Linked DNA regions of Homo sapiens: all the other regions are linked to region 2. A link is a loop called in an ENCODE intact Hi-C map of the cell type or tissue named here. Cell type or tissue: ascending aorta. All regions are shown on one strand.

Region 1 (8,000 bases), 71 kb before region 2:
AAGAAAAATAAAGATTTAGGGGAACTCAACAGCTAAATTGGATTCCATTCTAACCATTTCTACCTAAGTGTCCATGTTTGCCTGTGTGCCAGTATGTGCAGTTGTGTGTTTCTGTGGGGGCATATGTGTGTTTTAGCATACACATCTCCTTTGGACGTGACTGTGTAAGTCAGTTCTTCTGCGTGTGGGTCATCCTGTGAGTTTGATATGTATGTCTGTATATGTGTGTCACCCATAGCATCTTTTTCTTTAAATTGAACTTTAAACATCAAGGCTTGGGTCTGCCTTGCTCTAAGCTGGCTTTTTCTAGAGTGGTTACAAGTCAGAAAGCTCTGCCATGCTGTACGCTACCCCACCTGACCTTGTTTCCTCTCTCCTGGCTGCAGAAGACCCTCCGGGTAAGTGGGTCTGGTAGGGCCTGGCTGCAGATTCAGCCTCACTCTGGTACACGTTCCCTGTGTGGTGTGTCTGGAGACACCTGGCCACACAAGGTGTGTTAGGACCACACTTCCAGGACGGGTGGAGACTCGAGAACCTCATCCTACCGTCTCCCCAGGATGCCTGTTCAGGAACCCTTGGCGGGGCACCAGCTTGTGTTTGCCTTTAGTAAGCTGGAGCTCAGAGCACTTGGCTTTAGTTTGAAGGGGCCACCAGCATTTTCAGAAACTCTGTGATAGGTGTTCAGTTCCTGGTGGAGAATTAGAGCAGGCTCCTGGGAGATCTTCTAGCCTACCTTCTCATACAGAGGAGGAAAGCGAGTTCCAGAATGAGCTCCTGAAGCCGTGTCCTTGGCCCTTCCCACTAAACCAGATAAGCTCTAATGGTACAGATGGGCTCAGAGTGAGTGATGGGACCTTGGTGGGCTTTTGGGGTGAACTGACCATCCCAGCTTCAGGGAGCTTGGTGACCCTCTAGGTGATAGGACACCCCACCTGCCGAGACAGGACACAGCTGAAGGAATATTCTAGACACCAGAGCTAAGAGGGCCTGCAGACACACCATGTACAGGAGGAGTTAAATGGTGGGGAGGTCAGGATTTGCCACAACAGGCCTGTCCATCTTTTCCTGCAAATAGGAGTGACTGGAGGAAGGATGCGGATGTCACACAGAAAATTTGTGCTGTCACATACTTCCTTTCTTCTCACCTAATACCTCACATTTAGCAGTGTCTTTGGAATAAAGGCACTTAGTATTAGTTGATTTTCAGGGACTCTGCCTTGATTTGACCTTGGGGAGGTTAAGTGCTGATTTCCAATGCTTCCTTTATTGCCTGGGTAGGGAGGCAGATGGGCAGAATAGATAAAACTCTTTTGGGTCTGAATTTTCCTGGATCTACTGCATTTTGTTCATAAATAATACATTATTGACATTTTCCCCTAAGAGCTACCCTATGTACCCTCTGATTTTGGTCTCAGTGTGTTGTGTCCCTGGGATGCAGGAACTACAAAGATGCTTATGCCCACTTCACAGAAAGGAAAAGGGAGGCTGGGGAGTTTGACAGAAACACACATGCTTGGGGGGCAGAGCCAGGGCTAGAGCCTCCGCCTCTCAACACCAACCAAATGCTGAAACCTCTTCCTCAGTCTGCAGTCTTTGCCCCAGGAGAGGCGGAGGTTTCCTCTCTCTGCTCCCCCACATCACCCTTAGGAAAGCCTTGTGGTCCAGAGCGGCCTAGCAGCGGAGGGAGGGTTTCCAACTCTGAAGAATGCTGCTTGGCGAGTCCTGTTTCTGAAATGGTCTCTTTCTTTCTACCCACTCAGGAGGAAGAGTTCATCGATTGGTGGAGCAAATTCTTTGCCTCCATAGGGGAGAGGGAAAAGTGCGGCTCCTACCTGGAGAAGGATTTTGACACCCTGAAGGTAAGGCCTCTCTTCAGTCTGACAGTCGGTGTGTGTGTGCGTACTGGGCAGTGGGAGACACAACAGAAAGAGAGCTCATGCAGTAGATGTATTTGCATTTGTCTCCTCATTCGGTGTCTGAGGGTGATGAATGCTGCTAGACCAGCTGGGTGAGAAAGCCACCCACCGATTTACAGCCCGAAGCAAGTGTGGGCTGGGATAACCAAGACAGTATTCCCAGGAGAATGCTGAAGAATATGGAAGTGTTTAGAGGTGAAATGATCTGTGTTAACGTGCCCCAGCCCCCTACCCCTTCCCAAGATCAGGGTGGCCCCCTCACCGATTTTCAAAATAGTCAACATTATTAATATTGCATGACATTGAAAACAGTTAAAGCTTGGAGATGGGTACGCAGGGATTTGTTGTCCTATCCCATGTCTTTCAGTGTTATTTGAACTTTTCTATAGTAGAAAATTTGTGTTAAAATAAAAAGAGAGTCGGTTTGAGAATGTACTCCTGACCCCTAACTCCTACAATTGGGCCAGAAAATTACCTACAAATCTGAAAATATGGGAAACCCTGTTTCTGTGGAAAAAAACAGAAATGAGTCAGCCAAATTGTGGTATTTTGAGGAAATTATACAAATATAATTATGCTTTGAAAAAGTAGACTACTTTTAAAGAAGATAATCAGAGGTGACTCAGAAATTACTCCTTAAAGGAGTTGCATGGTCTCCTGGCTAGGGTTGCCAGTTAAAATTCAGGATGCCCAGTCACATTTGAATTTCAGATGAACAATGAATAGTTTTTTAATATCAGCATGCATCAAATATTGCACGGGGCATATTTCTTTAAAAATTATTGGTTATGAAACAGGAAAAGTTCCCTTATCCCCCTTGCAGGGTGTGCAGTGGGGGTGTGGCTGGCTTCTTCAGTGCCCTGCTGCTCACACCTCTAGGGGAACATGCAGATGGGCAGGTTGTGGGGCTCCAACCCCACAGCAGTGTCCAGAGGTGAATGTTTACAGCTGAAGCCCCAGTGGATGTGTGTTACAGAGGACTATTTCAGCTTAGCCATCTGTAGGCGGCTTGTGTTAGCTCAATTAGACCCCTGCCTTATCACAAGCACAGAGGGCTTTCTGTATCCCGGGGTTTCTTGCCTTGGTGTACTGAAAGAATTGGATCGCACGTGGGCTTGGAGATTGAGTGCAAGGTTTTACTGGGTGGAAGTAGCTCTCAGCAGATTGGGGAGCCAGAAGGGAGATGGAATGGGAAGGTGGTTTTCCCCTGGAGTCGCGCTGCTCAGTGGCCTGGACTCTCCTCCCACCACCAGGACCAAACTCCACGTTGTTCCGCTGGTCAATGGCCTGCTGGCCTGCTGAGGCCTGTTGGTGTGCTCCTACGCCAGTGGGTCCTTCTCGACATCCCGCCGCTTGTGTGTTCCTCTGCTTGTGTGTTCCTCTCGATGTCCAGCAACTTGTGTTTCTGCCCGCTAGGGTCTTGGGGGTTTTTATAGGCACAGAATGGGGGTGTGGCAGGCCAGGATGGTCTTGGGAAATGCAGCATTTGGGCAAGAAAACAGAAATGCCTGTCCTCCCTAGGCCTGTGGCACAGGCCCGGGGGATGAAGCCCTCGCCAGGGACACCGTCCTCCTCTACCCAGCACTTACCTGACCCCGTTCTGTATCAGTTATTTATTTGAAATTCAGATTTAACTGGAAATTGTGTATTTTCACTTACTAAATCTGGCAACACTACTTCTGGATTATAAATGGGGGAGACTCTGTACCCCGCAATTACCTCCCAGGCTTGGAGAGGAGAAAATGAGAGGTGGGCACAGGCTGTTAGACACATAGGAAAGGCCCCAAGAGCCCTTTGGAGGGGACTGGATGAGAGAGAGTTGAAGCTTGTCAGGGTAGCAGGTGGCCTGGGCTTTCAGGTGATTCTTTTGGCGCAGAGTCTCTGCTAGGCACTCTGGAGGGCAGTTTCACCAGTCAGCAAAAGTTGTCTCTGCTCTATGGGCCTGCCTGGTGAATTGTGCCTGGAGACCTGGCTGCTCAGAGATGAGGCACAGGCAGCAGCAGCTGCGATCCTCAGGCAGCAAGTTCCTCCTCGACTTGGTAGTTGGGTGTGTGAGGTTGGGCAAAGAGACAGAACTATTTGTGTACCAGGAAGAAGGTCTGACACATTAGGTCTGGCATGTGGTCCTGTGGCCTTGCCAAAAAGTCAGACAACCCAAGCAAGAATGAGGACTCCTGCCAGGGTGGCCCATGGCCCTGGCCCCTCGCTGCTCCCTCAGGTGCGGATGCTGAATTGGCACCCAGCCCTCCTGCTTGACCTCTGGAGGAGGTCTCTGACAGCATCCAAGTGAAAATAGGCTGTCCAAAGCAAAATGCATTCAAACTATTTCTGGGGGGAAAACTAGACCTGGAAGGAACGCTGGTTCTTTAAAGATAAGTAAATGGAAGAAAACCACCATCACCAACGTGGGTCTTTGAAAAATAGCCTGCCACATTATGGAGAGAGTGGAGCACACAGTGGGTGCAGGAAAACAGATTTTAGAAATCACTAGCATAGGGGGACAAAACAACTCCTAATCTAAATAGAAAAATAAAGGAACAAAAGACACAACAAGAAAGCATTAAAAACAGAAACCACAGAAAATGCATAGTAAAAAAAGAACAAAACATCTTAATGTTCCTAATTAATAAAAATGGACTAAACTTCCCCATTAAGTGACAAGGACTCTTAGACTATATCAAAAGTCAAAATTCATTGTACTGTCTTTAAAAGACACATCTAAAACAATACAACTTAGAATGGCTAAAAAATAAAGATTTTGGAAAACAATATTTTAGCAAACAAGGTAAGTGTAAACCAAAGGAAAACAGAATTTAAAGTGAAGAGCAAAGGAAACAAAATAGAGAGTTTTATATAAATAAAAGATGTATATTTCAATGAAAAGACTCTCAAATATTTATGCATAGAATAGTAAAGCTTAGAAATACTTAAAGCAAAAATGGATAAGAATGTATAAACTGATATCTCACACTTGATAAAAGCACAAAATGACAGAAATTAAAGTTGCAGTGGGGATTTCATTACACCATTCTCCTTAACTATCAAGCAGACAACAAATACATAAGAAGATAAAAGATCTGAATAACAAGGTAAATGTTTTTTAAGCTACATGAAATTAAAGTTATAGCTTTAAAATAGAGAATAAAAATAATAAAAAATGGAGAATACATTTTTTCCTGATGCTCAGCGAATACTTACAAAATTTGATCACATATTAGTTTTGTAGTAAGTTACCAAAAGCAGAAATCATACAAGACAGATTATAATGCAATAAAATGAGAAATTAATAACAAAAGTTTAAACAAAAAGTTCAACCGCTTAGAAATTTAAAAAATATTTTATTGGGACTTCCAGTATGAACATGGCTGCATAAGTCAGCATTTTTCCCCTTTTCTCTTGGAAATCATTCAAACCCACAAAATCCATTTTCAGAAAAGTTGGAAACAAACAGAAGCCACAGACTTCAAAATATATGTAAGGGCTGCTCAAAGACAACTGAAATTGGTTAGAGGCCACTCAGCAGTAAGTGAAGAGAAGATACATGCAGAATGTTGAAAGATCAGAGTAGTAGCAGATCTCAGAAAGCCTAGCAAAAATATACTTTCTAATGGAAGAATGTTGATAATTATTTAGGACAGATAATGGTTACATGGGGGTTTATTATCTATTCTCTTTACTTTTGTGTGTGTTTGAAAATTTTCATAATAGTTTCAAAATACAGTTCCTGAAAGTGAGGTTTCACCATGAAATATAAATGTTACATCCTTTGTTTACAACCGTGGATACGGAAACTTTGGAGACAGGTTGAAGCTGATGACAGAAGCCTCTTAGACCTGATTTGATTCAGAGAAGCAGAGGTGGAGCTACACAAGAATTACACAAATGAGCCATATTTGCAGGAAGCAGTCTGCCTCTGTGGTGGGAACAAAATTCAGCTCATTTAGTGAGAAATAATTTTTTAAAACGGTGTAGCCTGAATTCAAAAATCCTGCAAAAAAGAAAAGAAAATCAAAATGAAAACTTATCAGTAGAAGAGGACATATACCTACTTGAAAAATTTTGCCAAGGAGCAGATGAGATGAAATGCTTTGCTATGAACTTTTTAGAAATGGGGCAGTCAGAATGCAAAGCAAAAATGAAAGTAGTCAAGGGCTGATAAAATGAGTGATAAACTATGGGCTGGCAGGACTCAGGAAAGAAAGAGATGAAAACGTGAAGTTGGAAGGAGCACAGGGCAGAAGGGCCACATGGAAAACACAACCAAGGGCACAGAGGACAGAAACTATAAAAGTAAGCAAACGAAAATGGAAATAATGAAAAAGTTATAAAGGAACAAAGAGAAAATGACAGATATAGACGTCAGGGAAAGGAAACCTAACATTTGCATAATTGGAGTCTCCAAGGAAGACAACCAAAATAGTAAAAAAAATTACAGAAAAAACCATAATGGTTTAATAAAACCTTACGGAAATGAAAGAATAGTTGAACATACATATTGAAAAAGTTCATGGTGTGTCAGGAAAAACTGACAAAGATTGGTCAATCTGAGACATATTCTAATATAATTACTGTACTTTAGAGATAAAGAAATAATTCTTTGGGTAGTCATACCTCCTCCCCACCTCTTGAAAAGAAAAAAGCAATATTAAGTCATTTAAAATAGGAACTAAATCAAGATGGCTTCCATTTTTTCGTAACAGCATTCCATATCCAAAGACAATAACACACTGATATAAGATCATCAAAGAAAGACAGGGTGACCTGAGGATTATATGTTCAGCCAAGCTCCCCTCCAAGCATAAAGGCTACAGATAACCATTTGTACATATTCAGGAACTGGAGTAATGTGATTCCAATGAGCCTGTCTTGAAGGAACTCCTAGGGGATTAACTTCAGCTAACCTGGGAAGTTATCTGGAGAAACCACAACAGAAGGACTGGTTGTAGTTCGAGGCTGTAGTCAGCTATGATTGCACCACTGCACTCTAGCCTGGATAATAGAGCAAGACTTTGTCTCCAAAAAAAAAAAAAAAAAAAAAGTGAATATGGTCATATTTTACCTTAGACTCAAAATGAAAACAAATGGAAGGGTTAAGGTAATAGGTAAGAATGTAAATATCATATATACTGAAAATGTAGAGATGGTAAAACTGACAAAAATTAGGTGGAGAAGGACAAAAGAGTATGGAATATAGAGTAAGGACAATGATTGACATATGATAAAATAAATACAGTGGACAGATATTATTTGAAATTGGCAAGTCACATAATAAGCATAGAAGCAAGATACAAGCAAACAGTACAAAGGTAAATGTTAAGGAAGATATTCTTGTCTAAAACTGGGTGATAGGGAGAAGGAGGGAGATAAAATTGGATTATTTTATTATTGCTACAGTAGGGACCCCATAAATACTATGCCTAAAGACATAGAGGACTAAGTATTATCAGAATATATAAATGTATATAAATACTAGAACAGAAGCTGAGATCATTCCAGCTATCAGAACTGTCACATGCACCACTCCCATCCGCCCCACACACAGAAAGTGGACCGTGCAAAGATTAAAAAAAAAGAACCTATGAAATGAGGAAATGTGATATAAATACATTACATGACTATATAATTAAACAAGTAAAACCAAGACCAAACATATCTGTCTTGTCAATACATGTTACATCAGTCACTTACTAATTACAAAATTTAAATCAGATCTCAGAGCAAAATCTAACTCTCAAATGAAAAGATTGATAAAGTTTGAAAATAAGATTAAGAAAATGTGTGCCAGGCAAATGCAAATTAAATGACAGCAGAAGTCATCATCTTAATATTAGATGAGAGGGTATTCAGGTTCCTAAAATTAAATGAGACAAAGGATGACACTTTATAATGCTAAATGGTACAATTCCAAGATATGACACTTATGAGAATATCTATGTGCTAAATACTACAACATCAATACTTACAAAACACAACTTACAGGAGATATGAGAAGCAATGGAAACACACTGGTTGGTAGGGGGAGATTTAATTCCCTTCTCTCAGTTCATGTCAGATCAAGGAGACAAAAATGTCAGAGGAGGCCAA
Region 2 (8,000 bases):
ATCTTTGAAAAGCTATGTGGAGCGGTCAGCTTAGCTTCCTAGGGTGGGTGAGATTGCAGGTGGCAGGATTAGAGTAAGCAGAGAGGAGAAGGAAGCATGCCTGGCGGGGAACTGCCCTGCAAAGATCCACAGGCCAATAAGCTGGTATGCTGGACAACTGCGTGGCTTCTTTCTGGTGTTCTGGATGCTGCTTCAGAGCCCTCTTGCCTGGGAGCCTGATTGCTGTAGGTGACCCTAGGTTTGCACAGGACAGATCCTCCTTTTTCTGGCACATGTGGCTGTCACTCAAGTAGAGCCAGACTGTCACCTGTGGGCCCTGTGAGGCTTGTGATGGCATGGTACATACCACTAACCCTGTTCAGAGGTCAGGAGTCAGTCTCTGGTCCAAGTCAGCGTGAGTTTTGTAGCCAGGGTAGGGTTAGTCTTTGGACAAGGTCAGTTTTGTGGCCAGTATCAGAGGTTAGTCTTGGCCAGGACTGGAATCAGTCTGAGTCAGTTTCGGGATTGGTCTGTGGCCATGGTTGTGGTCAGTCTGAGGTCAAATTGATGTGACTAGAATCAGGGCTGAGTGTGGCTGGGAAGCAGTTGATCCTCAGTGTAGCTGGTGTGGATGAGACTTGCAGCGAGGCCTCAGCTGCTGAAAGGTCTCCCGCCCACTCCTCTGATGGATACTCTTGCCATATCCCGATGTTAGCATCTCTCACTTCCAAACTCCTTGGTGAAGCCTGGGGCAGTGGACAGCAGGGCTCCCGGGCCATGTGTCCCCATAACTGGATGACCTTAGCTTCTCACTGGCGGGCCTCCTGCATATGGCCTCAGTCTGAGGGGCCTTGGGAGGGCTATGGCGAATGGTTTTCCTGACTCTGGGCTTGACACCTGGAGGCCAGGCTTTGGAGTGGAATGTGGCCCATGGCTAGGGCTCTTCACATCTGAAGAGCTGACTATGGACTCTTTGTAAGCCTTTAGCAAGGCTGAATGACAACCTCATCCTCTAAAATAACCAGGGACCTCACTCAAGGTAATTTCTCTGCCCAAGGAAAGTGGCAATCAAGCAGTTTCTTTGTCTGAAGCTCATGTCTTTTAATATGCTGTCCCAGAAACTGCCTATTCCAGAAGGAGAAGCAGGGACAACAAGCGGCTTGGAAGGCTGCAAACAGTTTCAACTTGTTCTGTCTTCCTGGCCTGTGGCTTATGATTGTGTGTGTTTATTTATTTTACATTGCTCCCATGCCATTAGAGTGTAAACCCCAGGAGGAGGGACTTTGTTGTCTTGCTCACTACTGTATCCTCAGTGCCTAGCAAAAAACTTGATGTGCGTTAGACACTCATTGCATTGCTGCTGAATACATGAATGAATGTGTGTTTTACTTCTATCTCCCCTTCTGTCTTCCAAGTATTCACTGTGTCTTGTGGTTTCTGTTTCCTATTGATGTCTTGGGACTGCCTACCTCTCCCTACCTCCTACCTCCATCAGCTGAGTTCGGGCTGCTGCCATTGTTCCCCTGGATGTCCACAGTGCCTCTTAAGTGGCCTGCCCACATCCCATCCAAGCCCTCTCCGATCCACTCTCCATACTGTGGCTGGAAGGATCCTTGTAACATATAAATAGATCAGGCTACCCCCTGGTTAAAACCCTTCAGTGGCTTCCTATTGCCCTGAGAAGTTCCCTTAACACAGAGTCCAAGGCATGATTTGGCCCCTACACACTTCTCTAGCCTCCTCCTGTCTCTCTTGTCTTTTCTTGTCTCTCTCTGTCTCATTCTGAGCGCCAGCCAGGCTGCCCTTCTTTCACATCCTCAAACAGCCCCCTTTCTTGCAGTTGGAGCCCTTTTATACACAGGGGTCCTACCTGGAGTCCCTCACCCCTCTGGCCCCTGCCACCCAGAGGCTCTCCTGACCCTATCCCCTGGCTAGGCTTCCTGTACGTCCCTCATCTTCACGCTCTCCTTCTCAGCACACTTGATTCTGAGCATCTGCCAGAATAGCTCCTGGGTCTCATTCCCTCCGATACACACAGTGCTGCCTGGCATATTGTGGGCTCTTGGGGCATCTTTGTGGAATGAAGGGCCCAGTGTCTGACATTGGGACCCCAAAGTTGGCTGCACCGACCCTGCATGCCCTAGCCCCTTCCCCCACACAACTGCAGAAACCTTAACAGCCGCAGCTTGGGGAGGTTTAGCAGTTCCTCTCTGCAGGGTCCTTGCTGAACTGACATAGAGTACCTGGCCTGACTGTCAGGAACAGTGATGGGGAGGGCTTGGCACATCTTACTTTCTGAGTGGGGAGAGTGTGCCACTACTTCCCACAAGAGCACATACAAGGAGGATTCCCCCGGATTGGAAGGAGGCTGAAGGCAGGAATGGTGGAAGTATGATAAGTATGGATCATATCCTGCTTAGAGAGAAAGTGCTGGGCTTTGTGGGATTTGGAGGCGTAGGCAGTGAGGATAGTAATGAGGACAGGGATGTTCTCCTCAAATTCCCCATGGGACCCTGATGACTCCAGCCAAGGAAGGGCTGGCAGAAAAGTAGTACAGCTTGGTGACCTTGTGAGCTTGGGGACACACCTGGGTATGGATGGGGTCTCAGGGGACAATGGCAGCAAGGGCTGGGGTGAGCCTTCTTCAGGTGGCTTACAGGTGAGTAGACATGGATGAGGAGGAGGCTTGTTCTCAACTACAAGTGAGATGCTCCCTGGGACCTCCAGGGAGTGTAGGAGACACCACCATGCAGAGGGGCTGAGATCTGGAGCTGTCTGCCTTGTTTACCACTGTCATAACTCCTTAGGTGGGCACACGACGGATTCTCCAAGTCTCACAACTCAGAACCAAGCTCTGGCCCTGAAGGAGCAACTTGAGGGGCCCTGAGAGGAAACTGCTTGGTGCAGAGAAAGATTTGCAAGACTGTCAGCCCAAGCAGCCTGCATGGCCAGGATCCTTCAGGGGAAGGAGGGGGTATGGGTAGGGAGGTCCATGGCTGCCATCTCTGAGGCCCCCACCTAGGTCAGGACCCTGGCTTGCTTCAGAGACCCCTCTGGGCTCTGGACTTCAAAACTTTCCATTTCTCTCATTTCCATTTCTGACTTGAGACCTCTTGGAGAAAAGGCCTCAGTGTCAGTCCTCCGGGGATGGGAAGGTGTCTGGGTCTTGACCAGCTCATCTGGGGAAAGAGATAACCTCTGTTATCCACCTCAGGGCACAGCCACGCTTCCTCCATCAAAGTGGCACTTCCAGGAGACGCTGGCAGAGCATCGGTTTGTCTGCAGACTTCTCCTGAGCCTTGGGGTCCATCGTCACCGAGGCCCCTCAAGCCCCTCCCCTCCAGGCCTCTGGATATCACTTCCTTTGGGAACAGGAGATGCTAGCCGATTTGGGAAATGCTCACTGCAGAGGAGTCTGGCACTGTGTCCGGGTCGGCAAGGCTATATTTAACCAGCTATATTTGCTGTCCCACTCACTTGTCCCAACCCGGCCCCGCCCGCCACCCCTCCCCCTCAGCAGCCTGTCCTGTCCCACTGGGGCCGCGCCGTCCTTGCTCACCCTGCTCCAGCTGTGCAATTGTGGTCTGGGCCACAGGCTATTTTTTGCTTGGTGCCAAAGATTATTCAGTTATCAGGAATGTGTGTTTAAGTGGCCGTCTCCGGAACAAGGATTATAAATAGGAACTTGGGGTCAAGGCCTGGGCCCCAGTGTCCTCCTCTTTGTCCCAGTTCCTGTCCTGGCTCCAGGATTTTACTTGGGGTGAACACCATGAGGCCATGGTGAGGTTGTCTGGAGGAGAGGACCCCAGGGTGGGAGGCCAGAGGTCCAGGACTAAGAACACTTCTGACAGGCAAGTCACCTGATGTCTCTGGGACTTGCTTTCTCCATCTGGGCAATGGGGAGACTCAGGCTCATTCACTGAATGGCAAACAGGAAATAGATGGGCAAGAACTAGTCTTGGGAGTAAATGCGTAACAGTTCAATTTGCTTTTTGGGAGCTCCTGGTCTTTTGGTGGGACTGTGCCTAGGTTTGATCTCAGCATTAAGTGGCCTAAGCAGGATGAAGTGGGCATATTTGGTCACAGGCACCCAAGATGAGGCTAAATCTTTCTCCTACAAGATGAGGGCTGCTTCCCAAGGTGCCAGTTATCACGGAGAACAGGCCCAGGTCAGAGGCCTTGACCCAGGCTGTTTGGTTGGTGAGTGTGGGCAAGGGTGCCTGGTGAAAATGGTTGGGCTGCTTCCTGGTGACTAGTGGCCCTTCCTATCCTGGGGAGAGCCATCTTCTCATGCCCTGGCTTGGGAAACTTTGGCTCTTTTTCCCTCCATCAGGGGAGGGTAAGGAGGGATGTCAGGGTTCCACCCAAATGCTGGGGTGGGCCAGGCCCTGGGGGCGCCATACAGCTGCCCTAGGCTCCTCACCACACTCCTGCCTCTGAAGAGGGTGGTGCAGGGGAAGGACATGCTGCCATCCTTTCACCTCAGTTTCTCCACTGTCAAATGGCAGAAATAATGTACAGCCTCCCTCTCTGGAGCTGTTAGGTATGAGAGTGATCTAAAAGGATATTCAATCATTCATTATCACAATAAATGAGAATGACATTCTGAGCAGAAAGGCCTTGGTTGACCTGAGGGGTCGTAGCCTCCCGATGTCACCAAACTTGGCCAAACCCCAGCAGTCCTGTGGCTTCAATCCCCATACACTGTGTCTCCGTTTTCCCCTTGGGTGCAGACGCTTTCATTGCTCTCCTCGCCCAGTGGTCTTTGTCACCCTTCCCCTTCACTCTGGCAAATCTCAGGCCTGGATGACTGATTGATCTGGGATACAACTATGGAGACCTCTCCTCCACCCATTTGGAACTCTAAACTCAGCAGGAACTTAGCTCTTCCCCCTATTCAGGTAGGGCCAGTACCTGTCCCATACTCTGTCACCAGGACAGGACTGCATTGCCAGCTATGGCATTGCACCTGCAGCTCCACCCCTTGCTCTGGGGCCATTTATGTACAGAAGAGCCTCTTCTTTCTGATAATGTTGGTACATTAAATGTGTACTGTAATGAGATGAAATTGACTTTTATATCTTGGTAAGACTTTTCATTTAAATTTTCGAGTAAGATAAAAGATTCTTTGACAGACTACATTTTGGATTTTTTTAAAAAGTGGCCATAAATGGGGTAGTGGGGCATTCCCTAGTGGAGGTGAGAATTGGGCAGGGGTCTGTTCCCCAGGCTGGGAATGCAGAGGGCTCCACAGTGTTTGACCAAGCTAGCTGCCTGGCAGGGGAGAGTTGTGGAGATGGCAAGTCCATGGAGTGTCTCCATGACAGGCTCCAGGGGAGTCCTTGCTGGGTCGTTGCCAAGGGTGTCCTTTGTGTTTTCCTCTGGGGGCTGTTCTAGCTTGGTTTGACAATTCTGAAGGTCCTAGGGGACCTCCATCTATCTCCACAGGCAAGAGCAGGTGCCATCAGAGGGGATTTTCCCTTAGTATTGGAGAGTGGGGGTGGGTAATCAGTAGAGAAAGAGAGAGACAGAGAGAGGGCATGCTTAGCTTATTCCAGATCCCTACTTCCCAGCTGGCCCCAGGTCCTGGCTGCTCCTCAGCCAGCTCCTGGGGCAGTTTTGTAGAAGAGAATGTGGACTTGTGCTCAGCAACCACCAGGATTCAGTCATACATAGCACTGGATGGAGATGGAGGCTTGAACAGTTTTGAATAGTTTTCTCCGAGGGCTCAGCTGCCACCTCCTTTTCCTACAAGGTCAGCATGACCCCCAGACGAGAACCTTCCTCAGCCCCCTGCCCTGTAGTTCCCATAAAGAATAAGTGATTTCCTTTCTTTTTCCAGGGTGAATGCTTTCCTCATTCCTTGGCTCTTGGCTGTATCACTGCAATTCTGCTCTCATTGTCAGGCTGCCTTCTCCTATTTTCTCCTCTCTGTCTCCATCAGTCCAAGCTGGCAGTATTTCTGCTGGAATAACAGCCTCAAGCACCCTGCTTTGGTGACCCAGCCTGGGCCTTCCTCCCCTCCTGTCAGACCCGCAGCTTGGACTCACTGCCCTCGACTGCCTACTTTGGATAACAGGCCTTTACTTTGGCCTTGTGCTTCCCCCCTGGCCTGGCGGCCCCTCTTTTCAAATGAGGCTGAGCCATGTTCCCAAGGCTAGCACTAGGGACAAGGAGAAATGGTGCTAGCACAGGCCTGCCCCAGAGCCCCTGGAGGCAGGGCCAAGATTCTAGACCTGGGCCACACTGCCCATAGGCAAGTCGGCTCTTTGCAGGCAAAGGCAGGATCAGGAAACTGGACTATTAGTCTTTACAACAGCTCTATGGGGTGGGCATTGCCATCACTGGTTTATGGATGAGGAACCTGAGGCTCAGAGAGGAACAGAGGGTGACCTGAGGTCACATAGCCAATAACAGACAGAGCTTGGACTGAAAACCTGGTGTTGCTGCCTGCCCCTCAGCCTCCTTCACTGTAGAAGTATAAAGAGCCTTGTTGAGAGACTACTGCCTCCAGCCCCAGGACCACCCTAAGACCTGGGCAAGAAGGACCTCATGCCTTGTAGCACTCGCCTTGAAATCTTCTAGGTTTCTATCTGTAGCTGGAACTGACCAGGACTGGCAGTGCCATCTAGCTGGGGCATCCTCAGCTTGAACTGGCACCTGTGTGGGCCCCAGTCCCTGTTTCTCCTCCTTGGGGTACCCTCTGACACTCAAACCCATGTGTGAGGTTGACTAGATGTACCAAGGAGCAATGGGCCTCATGCCTGTGCAGTCATCTTGGGGCCACATAGCTGGACTTGGTTCCTGGCAGGCAGTCTGGTGAGTGGATTGCTCCCCTGGCTGGTGAAGAATTTTTTATGTGGGATCACATGAAATTGGGCTTTCAGAATGGTGCTGACATGCTGATTTTGAATGACTCAATTGTTTATATAGACAGGAGCCTGGCAAGAAAATATTTGCCCAGGGTCCCATTCACCCTAGGGAAGGCTCTGCCATCTCCCTGACATTAAGCCATCTTGCTGTATTGTTGCTTATTGTACTGAAATTGATTTTCCCTTTGTTGCTTTGAAACCTCTTTAGAAAGACCTACACCAAGGGAGATTTCCCAAATTCCCTTTATTACCCCCTCCCCACCATGTTTCACAATCCTTAGATTTTAAAATTGAATCCAGATCTGACTTCCAGGCCCTAGTTCTTCAGCTACAACAATATCCCTTTGTCCTGGCCTCAGTGGACAGTGCTTAGCCCCATTCGACCTTTAGCCTTCTTGCAAAAAAGCAGGAGGCCCACTTACACCCTGGGATTTCCAGGAGAACAAAGATGTGATAAAACCTGCCAGAGATCACATGGTTGCCCAAGGAGGTTTGGGATTTTCATCTACAGCTATTATTTCCACCTTGATATGGGGCACTCTGGGTTATCCGTGGAGGCTGTGGTCAAAGGGACCCCATGGGGCAAGCATCCTTTGCTCTTGGTAGCCACTCCTCTTCTCCTCTCTCTGTAGCCTGCTTGTCCAGTCCTGACCCCCTGGCTTCTTTCTAACACATGCCCTGGCCCATGCTCCCCAGTGAAGTTGGGATGAGGGCTTGGAATGGAACAGCCATTAAGGGCCCTACATCCAGGGAGTGGTTGTCCCCTGGTAGATAGAGGTGAACGGACCATCCTTCACCCCGGGGAGGTCAATGCTGTGAACCCATATTTCCTTCCCAGCAGCATCTGCCCTTGGGCCCCTCTCTGAGCCTCTTTGTCTCTCTCTTCTCAGTGGGGCTGTCAAAAGCTGAGCCTCACAGGTTGTGACTAATCACTAGCAGATTTTTTTTCCATCCAAGAAGAAGAAAAAGCTGAAGGAGATGAAGAAAAACCCCAACAGTGAATAACTCGGAAGAGTTTCCAACATGTGGGTGTTTTTCTGGGACCAAAGATCAGGAAGATTCCAAATGTAAACAATCCCAAAATAACTCAGCTCTCCCAACCCCAGGCATTCCCAGGACTGGATGTCCACACTCCTTCTCTTTCCCTCA
Region 3 (8,000 bases), 100 kb before region 2:
AGGGCCAGCCTGTGATGCAGATGCCAATGCCACAGAGCATGGCAGGAGGTCTGTGGCACCTTGTGCTGAGGGGCAGCGCTCCCCCGACTGTGGGCCATGGAGTGGCTCTGGATTCTGTAGGGTTGAGCCCATCTGGTCCTTCCCACAGTAGACATGGAGAAAGGTCTCACTGTGAGCACCAGCCTTGAACTCACCATCTGTTCCAGGTTGTCACCCTCCTCTCTGGGCTTTGCAAGATACTGGTCATACCCCTGGCACCCTGGGGCTCCCAGAACTTCTGGGCCACCCAGAGGCAGAGCCTCCAGGCCTGTATAGACAACACCTGTGTCCTCGGGCCTTGCTGCATCTGTAGTTTCACTGATGCTAAAAGTCCTCAGAAGCCCTGTGTTCCATCTCTCCAGCCTCTGTGGCTCTCCAGGGTTCTGCCCTGCCAGCCTTTCTGCTGGGAAGACCTCCTGCCCCCTGTCCCTTGTCCAACTCTTGATCATTGTTTAAGACTTAACTTAGGCATGGTCGCTTCTTTGGGGGAGTCTTTCCTGGCTCCTCTTCTCCTGTGAGACTTGCCTATCTTTGGGTCACTGTGCTGCTCTAGGGCCTGCTGTCTCTGTCAATGTTAGCATATTCCCCAGGCTAAGCTCAGGGGAGCAACTGCGGCTCCTTCCTCTTTGTATTCTCAATGCTCAGCACAAGGCCTCGCTTAGCGGAGGTGTTAATGAAAGTCTGTCTGTCTTGGCAAGTGGGTAGATGGGTGCATGGGTTGATGGATGGATGGACGAATTTTCTGGCTACTGTCTGTATGGATCTGAGGAGGAATCTCTCTCTTGGCTGGGGAAACCCAAATGGAAATTTCAGATGTCCCTATGTGAAATTTAGCTAAACTCAGTGCTAGTGCCTCTGGGCTGCTTGGGTGTTTATAGCTGAATTAGGCAGATAATTTGCCCCAAACTCTGGCTGCCTGCTCCTGGCTCCTGTTTCCCGGCTGCTCCATGGGCCTGTCTGAGATTGTGCAGGGAAGTGCAGGGCCTGCCCAGCAGGATTTCCGTTCTGTGTGTGCTGCCCTCAAAATGTCTACACACTCAGATGGGGAGGGACTATTTTAGGTCCTGCTGGCCACAAGCACAGCCAGAGGCAGACGATGAGGAGGCCCAGCCTGGCCATCCTCCCGGCGTTGACATGAGGGAACTGGGGCTGGGATCTGAGCCAGAGCTGGGCCTGTGCTGTTTGTGGGAGCACACGGCCACTCTGGCTAGAGCTGCTGGCCAGACCAGCAGCACTGGTGGGAGCTGGGATGGGGCTCCTGGAGGTGTACCCACCTGGGGAGGGGCTGGGCCTCCCCTGGCCTGGGACAGGGGAGGAGGAGGAAATGACACTGATTTGCTCTGATGGGGGAGGCTTGGACCTTGCCCTCATGGAGCTCCCTGTCTGATGAAAGAGACAAAACTCTGTTCTCAAAAGCCTCAAACCCAGCAGGGAGACCAGTTCTGTTCTGCAGGGAGCCCTGGCCCTCTGGGGAAGCCCCTTTTCTGGTATCTGACTTTGTTCCATGTTTTTCTCTGAGATCTATTGCTCTGATTTGGCTGATCCAGGAAATCTTTCACTCACTCGCCTCTCCTCCCTGTCCCTGGCACTCTGAAGGACAGGCGCTCCAAGGCCAACCCAGGAGGCAGCTGACCCCGGGTGCAGTTCCAGTGGTTTGCTAGATAACTATGGCTGGGCTTTCTTCCTCTCCCTCCTTCCCCAGTGCAGATAGCATGAAGGGCCCTGGCTTCTGGGGACAGGAGGGACGAGAGGTCTGGCAGAATCTGGATTTTGGCTGGCTTCTGTCTGCCCCACCGGTGTTTCTCGGCAGCCTGTTCCATCCTCACAGTTGATGCAGCCCTGGCTGGTGCTGGATGTGTTCACTGTGTCCTGGCTGTGGTCCTAGGACCCCTCCTAGCTCAAACCTGCTCTTGCCAGAGTTACCCTTCCATCTTGGTCCCTTCCTGTCACTTTCCTCCGTGACACCTTCTCTCTGCTCCCAAAGCCTTCTTACCAGCATCTGCCTAGGTCCTGGGATGAGCTGGCCACACATTTAGAACATGTCACCGGAGACCCTTGCCTGATGTTCAGGCCATGGGCTGGCACTCACCACGGAGTATTTCTTAGGTTTCTAGAAATGTTTTGGTTTGTGTCGAGAGTGGCCAATTCTGGAGGTGACTCAAAACGTGTATAAGGCAGGTCTGTGCTCAGCATCCCAGGGCTCGTAGATCAGTGTCTGTCTCTAAGGGTAAGGGTGGGGGGCCCTGTTTAGGGGGTGCCTGGCCTGTTTAAACTGTTCTCCATGGTGATGAGGATTGGGATGAGAAATACTCACACGTATTAACTCCACCACTTGTTCTTGGTCTGTGCAGCCATCCTATGTGTAGACTTTAGAGTGGCAGACTAGGGGTGGGGGTGGTGTGTGCACATGAGTGAGCATGACAGGTGGGGGTGGTAGGAGCAGGTGTGTGCACGAGCTTCCATGGGTGCTGGCCAGAGGTGTGTCTAAGCTTGGTGGTGGCATTGCAGGAATTGTGGCCTTGACTTTGAACTTTCTGAGGGCAGGCCTGGGTGTGTCCTCACACAGGGAGAGCAGAAGTGTCCTATTCCATCTAGTTCTCTGCTTTAGAAAACGATATATTCATTTTTTCAGATAATAAAATGATACGTGTTCATTATATAAAATTTGGAAAATATAGAAAAATAATGAAAAAATAGGGCTTACCTCCATCCAAACACACAATTTGAATGCACTGCACCCAACATTTCATTGTCATTCTTTCCTCTTCTTTTTAGGTTTCTCTTTCTGTCTCTGATTCTGTCTCTGACTTCATTTCTACCTTTAAAATAAAATTAAGGCCTTTGTTCACTAGTTGTTGTTGTTTTTTTATTAAGGCAGTTCTTGGTGTTATGATTATGATTAGGGGAAGAAAAACAGTGTTCAGGAACACACAGAGAGCCTGCCACCCCCTGTCCATTTCCTATAGAGGGTCTTGAAGCTCCAAATAGAGGCTGTGCCCCCAGAAATCGCACCTTTGAGGCACTGAGATGCCCCCAGAGCCAGCTGGGTATGGCAAGGGCGGCTCTTGCTTAGCATTCCGAGAGAGCACTCCTAGGTAGAGGGGCTCCTCTTCAAGTCCTCAGAGAAGGAGAATTTCGGGAGGTGGGAATATGTGAGTGTTGAAGAATTAGAGAAATAACTTTTAGGAAGTTCCGACTCTGGTCACAAAGAGACAAGGGATGAGGGGGTGTCCAGAAGATCTCAAATGAGTGATGTCAAAGTGAGGAGATGTTTCATTAACAAGGAGACCAAACTCTTGGAGTCTCCTGGCCCTGCAAGTTCACCATAGGCTAAGCAACCAGGGAAGCTTCTCCGGGAAGGCGGCCTCTGAGGCGGGTGGGTGAACAGGGGAGGACAGGGAGGCTTTCCTGGCAGGCAAAAGGGCTCGGGCAAAGGCTTGGAAGTGGGACTCTGTGTGTATGTTTTATGTGGCAAAGGGGTACGTGTGTGTATGTATGAGTGTATGTGGTAGAGGTGGTGTGTGTGTGTGTGGTAGAGGTGGTGTGTGTGTATGTGGGGTAGAGGTGATGTGTGTGGCAGAGGTGGTGTGTGTGTGGCAGAGGTGGGGTGTGTGTGTGGTAGAGGTGGGGTGTGTGCGTGTGTGGTAGAGGTGGGGTGTGTGTGTGGTAGAGGTGGTGTGTGTGTATGTGGGGTAGAGGTGGTGTGTGTGGTAGAGGTGGTGTGTGTGTGGTAGAGGTGGGGTATATGTGTGTGTGTGGTAGAGGTGGGGTATAAGTGTGTGTGGTAGAGATGGGGTGTGTGTGTGTGGTAGAGGTGGGGTGTGTGTGGTAGAGGTGTGTTTGTGGTAGAGGTGTGTGTGTGTGGTAGAGGTGTGTGTGTGGTAGAGGTGGTGTGTGTGTTTGGTAGAGGTGTTTGTGTGGTAGAGGTGAGGTATATGTGTGTGTGGTAGAGATGGGGTGTGTGTGTGTGGTAGAGATGGTGTGTGTGTGTGTGTGTGGTAGAGATGGGGTGTGTGTGTGGTAGAGATGGGGTGTGTGTGTGGTAGAGGTGGGGTGTGTGTGTGGTAGAGGTGGCGTGTGTGGTAGAGGTGGTGTGTGTGTGTGTGTGTGGTAGAGGTGGGGTATAAGTGTGTGTGGTAGAGATGGGATGTGTGTGTGTGGTAGAGGTGGGGTGTGTGTGTGGTAGAGGTGGCGTGTGTGGTAGAGGTGTGTGTGTGTGGTAGAGGTGTGTGTGTGGTAGAGGTGGTGTGTGTGTGTGTGGTAGAGATGGGGTGTGTGTGTGGTAGAGGGGTGTGTGTGTGGTAGAGGTGGCATGTGTGGTAGAGGTGGTGTGTGTGTGTGTGGTAGAGGTGGTGTGTGTGTGGTAGAGGTGGGGTGTGTGTGGTAGAGGTGGGGTTGTGTGTGTGTGGTAGAGGTGTGTGTGTGGTAGAGGTGATGTGTGTGTTTGGTAGAGGTGTGTGTGTGGTAGAGGTGGGGTGTGTGTGTGTGGTAGAGGTGGAGTGTGTGTTTGTGTGGGGTAGAGTTGTGTGTGTGTGGTAGAGGTGGTGGGTGTGGTAGAGGTGGTGTGTGTGTTACAGGAGGTGGTGTGTGTGGCAGAGGAGGTGTGTGTGTGGTAGAGGGATGTGAGTGTGTGTGCGTGGTAGAGATGGTGTGTGTGGCAGAGGTGGGTGTGTATGTGGAGTAGAGGTGGTGGGTGTGTGTCCGTGTGAGTGTGTTTTTTGTGTGTGTGGTGAGCGTGGGGTGCCAGCAGGAGACAGGCCTGGCCTGCTAGTGTGCAGGAGGCCTCGGGAGACTGTTTCCTCACTCTGTCGGGTGGGTGCTGGGGCTGGCCGGCTCTGGGACTCCCAGGCTCCCAGGCTCCCAGGCGCTGGGGCTGGGGCTAATTTTGAGCCTGCTGCTCCAGTTATAGTCTCTGGGATGCCGTGAAGGTGGGAACGTGCTCCCAGAACCGGAGTGGCAAATTATGCCCGAGTCCCAAAGGGGAACGTGTAATTTCTGAAGCTGGACCAGATCTTTGGAGCACTATGTTTAGCTTTATTTTGCTCTGGTGAACTGCCGGTTTCCCTCTCACCTTTCTAAAAAAGAACTGCATTAAAAATAACAGTAAGGCTTCTGTGGGGTTCAGGATGCAAATGGGAGGGGCAGAGCTGCTGCCTGGCGAGGCCCGTCTCTGGCCAGCTAGGGGTGGCACGTGGAGTTCACCCAGTCTATTCCAGGGGTCACACGACATGTGGCCAGCACCCCAGGGCCATCCAGCAGCCCTGGCTAGGTGCCCAAGGCTGATTCTGCCCTCCTGCGTATGCTTCTGGCTCTGAACAGCCCTGAGGGGCCCCTCAGTGATGTGTCTTTTCACAGAGCAGGGAGGGATCCGAGTCCCCAAACGTCCCTCCTGGGCCCAGCAGGGCTTCACCTTCCGTGGGTTTCTTTGGGCATCGGGGGAGTGTCTTCCAGGATCTTCCTGTTGAGGAAGGCAGGGCAGCCTGGGGTTTCGCCCCTTGGAGTCCTCCCAGAGCCCCCTGCTCAAGGCTTAGAGGTTGAGGGGCCAGCCCCGGCAGCTCTGGGTCCTAGCTGGCTGCTTCCCAGCACCTACCCTCCTGACCCGTTTGCTCTTTCTCGAACGGGCTGTGCTTCTTTCTTCCCCTCTACCTTTGCGCTTGCGATTCCCTCTGCCTAGCATGCGTCTTCTCACCTTGCCCACCTGCTAGCCTGGTACTCATTCACCCAGAGCCCCATCCCCTTATCCTAGAGTATCGTAGTGGTCTCTGAACAAGTCTTCCTGCCTTCAGCCCTGAGCCCTGAGGCCCTCCTCAGGCTGCAGCCCAAGGATTCACAGTACAGGGAGATTGATTCACAGTACTGGGAGATTGTAGGCAAGGAGCTGATGCTCAGAAAAGGATGCAGAAAGTGATTTGTAGCATGGAGTGGAGGTGGGACTATAAGACTCCTAAAGTCCCCACTGATGTCAGGTTTTGGGGAAGACATATGATGCCCTGGTTCTTGTCCTGGAGGAGGGAAGACTGAGTAACCTGCTGTAGCTTTGGGAACCATGCCCTGCAGTGTTGGTGTGGCTCAGAGGTTAGGATGCTGGGGTTGGAGTGTCCCTGAAATAGGCAGATTTTGGAGAGGGAGGGAGGACATATGAGAGAGTGGGCAAGAGTCAGGCATTGGCTGAGCCCCTTCCACGTGCCTTGCCTTGTGCTGGGCGTGCACAGCCTTCGTCTCATTCATACTCACTGTCGCCCTGTGAGGTGGGCTTTGGGCCCATTCTCCAGATAGGACGCTGACCCAGAGAGGTCAAGGGGCTTGCTCAAAGTCACACATCTGGTGAGGTGTTGGAGCCAGGCTTGTCCAACTCCAAAGCACATGTTCTCCCTGGAGGAAGAGCAGAGGGTGCCTGGTCAGAGAGCGCTACCTCTTGGAGACTGTCCAGCCTTCCCTAAAGTGGGTTCTCTAATCCTGTTGCTAACCAGCATGTTTCATTTGTAGCTTGCAGACGGTCTGTCGAGCTTGGCCCCCACTAACACGGCTTCTCCTCCATCCAGTCCTCATGTATGTACTGTTTACTTATTTGTGGGCTCCTTGTATTCCCTTGTGGGGCTGGGGGTAGGGGGGTTAGGAGGGAAATGGGAGGGGAGAGTGGGAGGGAAGAAAGGAGGTATTTCCTGAGCCCTAGCAGGGAAGTCACCTATCTTTGCCTCACTGAAAAGGAGGGGTGAGAGAAAGCTATGGAGTAGATGCTCAGAAATGGACACCCCTAGGTTACTTCCTGGGATTTACCTTATTTACCTGTGTGAGGGCTGGGGGCTTAGGTGGGGCTGCATGGGCCAGTGGAAGCGGGGAAATCTCTCAATTAGACTCTGACTTCTGGAGTGTGGGACCCCAGAAGGCTCTTCTGGGCGTGGGACCTCAGACGGCAGGCTGACTTTCTGTGCTCCTCCCTGATGTGTGAAGGATGTGTGTGACTGAGGAACCCTGGCTGGCCCCTCGGGTGCTAAGAGGTCTGCTGGGGCCAACAGTCTGCTCCTGCAGTTTCCAGCAGGGCTCCTTTCTGCTTGCCTGAGTGGATTCCTTAGGTGTCATCTTTCTGGGCTGTGGGTCCCTCTAGGAAGATGACTTTGATGTCTGGCCTTCAGCATGCGCTCCTGAAGTCCCATGGTGAGGGCCAGTGGGAGCCCCTGACCTGTGGAGGGTGGCGTAAGAGACAGAACTTGCTAAAGGCAGCGAGTTACATTCTACTTATGGTGTCAAGAGGAGGCACTGTTGTACTGGGGGTCTCATGAGCTTCTAGAAGGAGGCTATCGATATACATATTTTTTTCTGATTTATCTATTTTAAATAAAATATGGAAAACACAAAAAGTGTCAAGTAGGAAGTTAAAACCACTTTTATTCCTACCAGTTTATGATAGGCACTGTTAGGGTTTTGATGTGCCTAGATTTTTTAGATATCTTTTAAACTCACATGAATACTTTTTAAAAACAAAATTGGAATCATACTTTTTTATAATTTGGATTTTTTAAATTTAAAAGTATATATGAATATTTTTCCATATTTGTATGTGTGTATATATAATATATGTATAATATGTATGTTATGTATATTATATATATATTTTTTGAGATGGAGTCTCACTTTGTCGCCCAGGCTAGAGTGCAGTGGCATGATCTTGGCTCACTGCAACCTCCATCTGCTGGGCTCAAGCAATTCTCCTGCCTCAGCCTCCTGAGTAGCTGGGACTACAGGTGCGCAACACCACACGTGGCTAATTTTTTGTATTTTTAGTAGAGACGGGGTTTCACCATGTTGGCCAGTCTGGTCTCGGACTCCTGATCTCATGATCTGCCCGCCTCGGCCTCCCAAAGTGCTGGGATTACAGGCGTGAGCCACCACACCCAGCCTATTCTTATATTCTTTAAAGATATGACTGCATGTCACATGAACATTCGTAAACTTTTAACTAC

What was found. A loop is a pair of places that touch in the nucleus more often than their neighbours do. Peaks named below come from ENCODE experiments on the same cell type or tissue, not always from the same donor. Only the 100,000 strongest peaks of a DNase experiment are listed, where the experiment ranks them.
Region 1: it touches region 2 in a loop (2.2-fold over the local background); 3 of 110 quality-filtered maps call a loop at or near these places.
Region 3: it touches region 2 in a loop (2.5-fold over the local background); 9 of 110 quality-filtered maps call a loop at or near these places.

Annotation. Positions count from the first base shown.
Region 1 is chr2:71,642,205-71,650,204 of GRCh38, forward strand. DYSF (dysferlin) reads left to right here. Exons shown (of 56, transcript NM_001130987.2): 42 at 1,761-1,859. Among named protein-coding and RNA genes, the nearest start is that of DYSF, 180 kb to the left of the region's middle. In ascending aorta, no CTCF peak of the experiment used is centred here; a DNase peak (open chromatin) is centred at 3,957; H3K27ac peaks cover 997 bases.
Region 2 is chr2:71,713,568-71,721,567 of GRCh38, forward strand. The region is part of intron 1 of LOC124907827 (a long non-coding RNA gene); the gene reads left to right. Among named protein-coding and RNA genes, the nearest start is that of DYSF, 250 kb to the left of the region's middle. In ascending aorta, no CTCF peak of the experiment used is centred here; DNase peaks (open chromatin) are centred at 504, 3,494, 7,739 and 7,964; H3K27ac peaks cover 8,000 bases.
Region 3 is chr2:71,614,022-71,622,021 of GRCh38, forward strand. DYSF (dysferlin) reads left to right here. Exons shown (of 56, transcript NM_001130987.2): 41 at 6,526-6,588. Among named protein-coding and RNA genes, the nearest start is that of DYSF, 150 kb to the left of the region's middle. In ascending aorta, a CTCF peak has its summit at 4,795; DNase peaks (open chromatin) are centred at 1,140, 1,660, 4,940 and 5,320; H3K27ac peaks cover 3,788 bases.